Linked DNA regions of Homo sapiens: region 2 is linked to region 1. Evidence: read pairs that join two places in POLR2A ChIA-PET (ENCODE). Cell type or tissue: Panc1. All regions are shown on one strand. Links, peaks and the distances in the headings refer to the core of each region. The heading gives the core; the rest is flanking DNA. Region 1 overlaps ATP7B (ATPase copper transporting beta). Region 2 overlaps ATP7B (ATPase copper transporting beta).

Region 1 (2,830 bases), core at 1-2,500:
GTCCTTTTCTGGATGTGCAAACAACCCCCTTGCTGGTCTCCCTGTCCACGGCTCAGTCCTCCAACTGTCTTCTCCATGTGCTGCCCCCATGGTCTTTCCAAAGCATCCGTCCGGCCATGTCCCTCCCTACTCTCCTGCTTCACATCCAGTAGACCCCATGCATCTCCCAGAGGAGGGCAGCTCAACTCTTGGGTCTGCTTCCGAGGGTCCCAGAGTCCCAGGGTCCCAGGGTCTGGCAGCTGGTGCCACACTTGACCATACCATTCAGCTCCCCGCGGCATCTCCAAACCGCCGTGCTACTCTGTGCCCCTGGGAAATGCTCCTGCTGCCTGCTCTGTCCTGGGAAGGTGCAGTTTTCCTTTCCTAGTCCCTTTCCCGCTTCTCAGATCTACACAGTCACTGGTCCACCTTCCTGCAAGACCATGAGCCCGTCAAGGGCAGACCCCCCTTCACTCCTCACAGAGCCTGGCCCCACACCTGCCTGTCACATTCGTGGTGCTTCGTAAGTGCCTGCTGAATAGATGAACAAGTGCTAGCCAGAAAAGGGGGGAAGGACGCTAAACAGGTCCATAATTAGCAAGGAGGACCATGGAAAACAGGGGTACTGCTGCTTCCCTCAAGGAACACAATTAAGCTTTCAGAAGCCTAGAGCTCTGCACACATTTGGAGGTGCATAATTTCTAGGAATCCAAACTGGAGCCGCTGCTGTGTGAGAAGTCAGGCAGCCATCCAGTGGTGCTGTCCTCACAGACCAAACTCAGCATCAGGGGCTGCTGGAGAACTGCCCAGGAGTCACTTATCTGAGCACCCCAGTGAGAAGAGCTGAGCTGGCAAAATCTTCCCTTAACATAAAGGTTAGAAAATGTCTATCTCAGCCCTTAGGTCACATACTTTTTTTTCCATTGCAAAGACTGGGAAACGGTTAGAGAACCCTGGAACTCCTTTTTTTCCAGGATGCATGCGCCCAAGCTCCAGGGAAGAGATCTTCGCACAGCACCACAGTGCTCACGTGCAACACTACATGGCCACAGAATGAAACACGTGGAGAGAAAAGCATCCAGCAAGGGAGAAAGAGCAGGAGTACAGCTCAGTGCTGGGCCAACTGGTGCTTACTTTTGTCTCTAACTGCTTTTATGAGCTTTACACAGTTTGCAACATTAAAGGGCTGTACCTGGGTGGCAATAGCTCTGGCTGTCTTCCGGTTGTCCCCCGTGATCAGAACCACGTCCACACCCATGCTCTGCAGCGTGTGCACAGCCAGGGCAGCCTCCTGCTTGACAGCGTCTGCGATTGCGATCATCCCACAGAGCACACCTGGAGCGAACCAGCCAGCATCAGCAGCTACACAAGTTGGGGCACCCCGCACCAAGATACCACACTTGCAATGTTCTCATCATATAATATTATGTGCAAAAAACAAAACATCAAATTATATAACACAATGTGGTTTTTTTGCTTTTTAAAAAGTACATGCATTTACGGATGTACACAAAAGTCTGGAAGCAATATAATTGAAATCTTCGCAGTGGCTCCCCAAGGAATAGGATTACGAGTGATTTCATTTTCTCCTTTATAGCTGAATTTTCCAAACTTTCTGCAAGGAGCACGTATGACACTTTGCGAAGTGCCTGGCTTGTAATAAGAATTCAATACACATTAGCTACTAAAATTCAAGAGACATAACAGATATCACTTAAAGTGATAAATGTCCAAACTAGAAAATCAATCCTTCGTCTTTTCCTGCAGAAAACATTTCGGCAGAATTTCTCTTTGAGTGAATCTTAGCTATAGAAGCAGGAGGGCTTTTAGGGCTGAGGTGTGAATGAGAACAGAGTAAGGGATGACATACGAGAGGGCACGACTCCTTTAGTTGTGCCAATTCTGGTTTGATAGCCGAGGGGCGGGTGGATTTACAAAGACTTAGAAAAAGGGAAAAAAGAGAGAGAATGTGAGAGAAAGACATATTTGGCTGGAGCATTCAAAAGGTGTCATGTATTTTATTTCTTGCTTGCATATACTGTTACTTCTATTAGCAGAAACTAACATTAACAAAGTAAAGACTCTAATCTCTCTGGGATGTAAAGCCCAGGATAGAATCTGAGCACTAAAACACATGCAGTCTTTTTTTTTTTTTTTTTTTTTTTTTTTTTGAGACAGAGTTACGCTCTTGTTGCCCAGGCTGGAGGGCAGTGGTGTGATCTTGGCTCACCACAACCTCCAACTCCCGGGTTCAAGCAATTCTCCTGCCTCAGCCTCCCAAGTAGCTGGGATTAGAGGCATGCGCCACCACACCCCGCTAATTTTTTTATTTTTAGTAGAGACGGGGTTTCTCCATGTTGGTCAGACTGGTCTCGAACTCCCGACCTCAGGTGATCCACCCACCTCAGCCTCCCAAAGTGCTGGGATTACAGGCGTGAGCCACCGCACCTGGCCAACACACAGTCTTGAGACCTGTACTCTGTGCGACACCAGTCTGTATAAAGCAGATAGAAGGGCAGGTGCGGTGGCTCACGCCTGTAATCCCAGCACTTTGGGAGGCCAAGGCAAGCAGATCACCTGAGGTCAGGAGTTCGAGACCAGCCTGGTGAAACCCCGTCTCTACTAAAAATACAAAATGTAGCTGGGCGTGGTGGCGGGGGCCTGTAATCCCAGCTACTCAGGAGTCTGAGGCAGGAGAATTGCTTGAACCCGGAAGGTGGAGCTTGTAGTGAGACAAGTCACACCACTCCACTGCACTACAGCCTGGGTGACAAGAGGGAAACTCAGTCTAAAAAAGAAAAAGAAAGTAATAATAAATAAATAAAGCAGACAGAGAAGGGTGGCATGGATC
Region 2 (2,913 bases), core at 276-2,775, 54 kb after region 1:
AACAACTTTCTAGTAACCTCCAACCATTTCCCACCTGCCAAGACAAGTAGAGGAGAGAGTTAAGGAGGGGCTAGAGAAGGGAGAGCCTCAGTGGCAGGCACCCATTCCTCTCCAGCTCACCATTCTGGGCCTGAAAGGTTGTCTGTGGAACCTTTGATAGGAACACCTGGGCCAAAGCACGGAGCCCCTGACTTCTACTCTGGTTAGCGTGCTCTTATGGAGGGGATTTGCGGGGAAGGCCCTCCTCCCTATTTCCCCCTTTTCATAATTAATTCCTAGGAACCTCACCAGGCTTAGCCCTGCTCACATCAGCAAACAGAAACTTTCTAATGTGGGAGAGGAGCGGGCGGAAATGTGCCCTCCAGACTCTGAGCTTTTACCAGTTATGCCTTTTAAAACAGATCTTTTTCCCCTCTCTGCCTGTCTGAAACATAGAAGAATCAAAGAAACAGGTTTTCCAAAGTCATGATTTCATTCTACATTGTACAGAATGTACTCTGCATTGTGTAAGAAATGTAAAAAAAAAAAAAAAGAAATGTAAAATATAAGCAAACAAATCTGCTAGGCATAAACAGCAATTTTTAAATGTTTTATTCATAGCAGCGGCCTTTCTGAACAACGTGCCACCTAAAAGCTAACTTTCCATTCACTATGAATTAGCAGTTTTCCAATACTTTCAAAACTCTATTTTGCCCAGTGTATTAAATAATACTTCAGTGTTCCAATGGAAAAGCAAGGACTTGTCATCAGACGGACCTGGGATTAAATTTTTCAGGAAACCTAAGCTCTCACTCAGCTTTCTCGTCTGTTAAAGGTGGACTGATGATACCTACTAAAGTTGTTAAAATGATTAAGTGACAAGAGTAAGGTTCCTACCATATACCAAGTGCTAAATGTTAGTTCTCAAGGTGCAAAGCTGATTTATAACAGACTTTGAGTCACAATTGAAATTAACTTTTGGGTTGGTTTTTATAATCATAAACCAGCTACTGCAAATTTCTTCTATTTAAGGATAACTAAATTCTTTCTAAAAATTAATCCTAAATTTAAAAGTGGAACTGCAATAAAAAATGATTATATAGGCCAGGCAGGGTGGTTCACGCCTGTAATCCCAGCACTTTGGATGGCTGAGGTGAGTGGATCACTTGAGCTCAGGAGTTTGAGACCAGCCTGGGCAACATGGGGAAACCTCATCTCTACTAAAAACACAAAAATTAGCTAGGTATGGTGTCAGGTGCCTGTAGTCCCAGCTACTCTGGAGGCTGAGGCAGGAGAATCACTTGAACCCAGGAGATGGAGGTTGCAGTGAGCCAAGATTACGCCACTGCACTCTATAGCCTGGATGACAGAGCAAGACTCTGTCTCAAAAAAAAAAAAAAAAAAAAAAAGATAATACAGATTTACATATATATTGACATACAGAAATGTCCACAAAATATTCAGTAAGAAATGCAAAGTATAAGATAGTATGTATAATTTGATCCCATATTTATTTTAAAAATATACATTATGTAAACATAAACATACATACACGTATACACATTCATATTTGTTGGGAAAACGACTGCTTTTTCTTTATACTTTTTTGTATTCTCCTCGTTCCATCGTAAATTTGTTTTTTATATAGAGTATATGTTACTTTTATAATCAGAGCTTTAGAAAAAATAGAGCTGCCAGGCACGGTGGCTCACATCTATAATCCCAGCACTTTGGGAGGGGGAGGCAGGAGGATCATTTGAGCCCAGGAGTTTGAGACCAGCCTGGGCAACATAGGGAGACCACATCTCTACAAATAAAGAGAAACTGGAAATGGTGGCATGCACCTGTGGTGGCAGCTACTCAGGGGGCTGAGGCAGGAAAATCATTTGAACCCGGAAGGTCGAGGGTGCTATGAGCCATGATCATGCCACTGCACTCCAGCCTCGGCATCAGCAAGAGACCATGTCCCAAAATAAAAAACTTAGAAAAAAACAAACAAAGGAAAAATAGAGTTGCAACTGTGCTCAGATAGATTACTGGGTTATCACAGTCCTGTCCAGACCTTCAGACAACACATCAAACATATCTCAGAGTTGGAAATTCTTCTGAAAAAGCATAATTTTGGCAGAAGTAACACTATTTTGCATTTGCATGATAATCTACAAAGTGCTTTCACAATCATATGAGGCAGGATTTATCATCCACTTTGCAATGAAGAATCTAAAGGAGAGTGTCCAAGACTCACCTGCCCAGGTCCCACAACTTGTGTTGGGTCTGCACTCAGATCCCCTCCACCAAGGCCTCTTCCCCAGCCCTCCTTTCTGAAGAGGCTCCCCTAGTCAGCTTCAGGTCGCCCCACTAGTCACAGATTGGTGCTGGCCTTAAAAATCACCAGCACACGTCATATCTCAAAACTTCAGATATAGGCTGGAAATTGTAAAGTAACAGTTTGGACATTTTTTAAAAATGCCTCAAGCATTTTCACCCCAACATATTTAGTATTTCACTATTTTAAACACATGGCTAAAAGTATAAATGTTCACCGTATATTGTATAAACCGGCAACATATGAAAAGGCTGATTAAAAGATTAAACGCTCTGTCACTCTTTAAAATTCTAAGTGATTTAACACATTAGTTTAGCTACTGGCTTAATACAGTTTAAAGAGACATAAAATGAAATTTATAAAACTACTTTAGAAAACAAAGTAATTAAAATTGTATCTATCACCTCACTTCCCTCCCCTAAAACCACTCGAACCTCTGTGTAGAAGCTACCCAAACGGGCAGCCACTGAATAATTCTACATTTCATATTTTTAAATTTGCCTAGGAAAAAACTTTAAAGGAGTCTCTTGGAAATTTCCACAAATTCAGAACACCAAAAAACACTTTTAATATTTTAAAATAAATACCTCCGAGCATAGTTATATCCT

What was found. ChIA-PET counts read pairs that join two places held together with the same protein. Peaks named below come from ENCODE experiments on the same cell type or tissue, not always from the same donor. Only the 100,000 strongest peaks of a DNase experiment are listed, where the experiment ranks them.
Region 2: POLR2A ChIA-PET joins it to region 1 with 8 read pairs; 2 of 35 experiments call an interaction of 5 or more read pairs at or near these places.

The regions. Positions count from the first base shown.
Region 1 is chr13:51,937,880-51,940,709 of GRCh38, forward strand. It overlaps ATP7B (ATPase copper transporting beta), which reads right to left. Exons shown (of 21, transcript NM_000053.4): 17 at 1,172-1,314. Among named protein-coding and RNA genes, the nearest start is that of ATP7B, 72 kb to the right of the region's middle. In Panc1, for the core only: no CTCF peak of the experiment used is centred there; no DNase peak of the experiment used is centred there.
Region 2 is chr13:51,991,615-51,994,527 of GRCh38, forward strand. The region is part of intron 1 of ATP7B (ATPase copper transporting beta); the gene reads right to left. Among named protein-coding and RNA genes, the nearest start is that of ATP7B, 18 kb to the right of the region's middle. In Panc1, for the core only: no CTCF peak of the experiment used is centred there; no DNase peak of the experiment used is centred there; H3K27ac peaks cover 817 bases.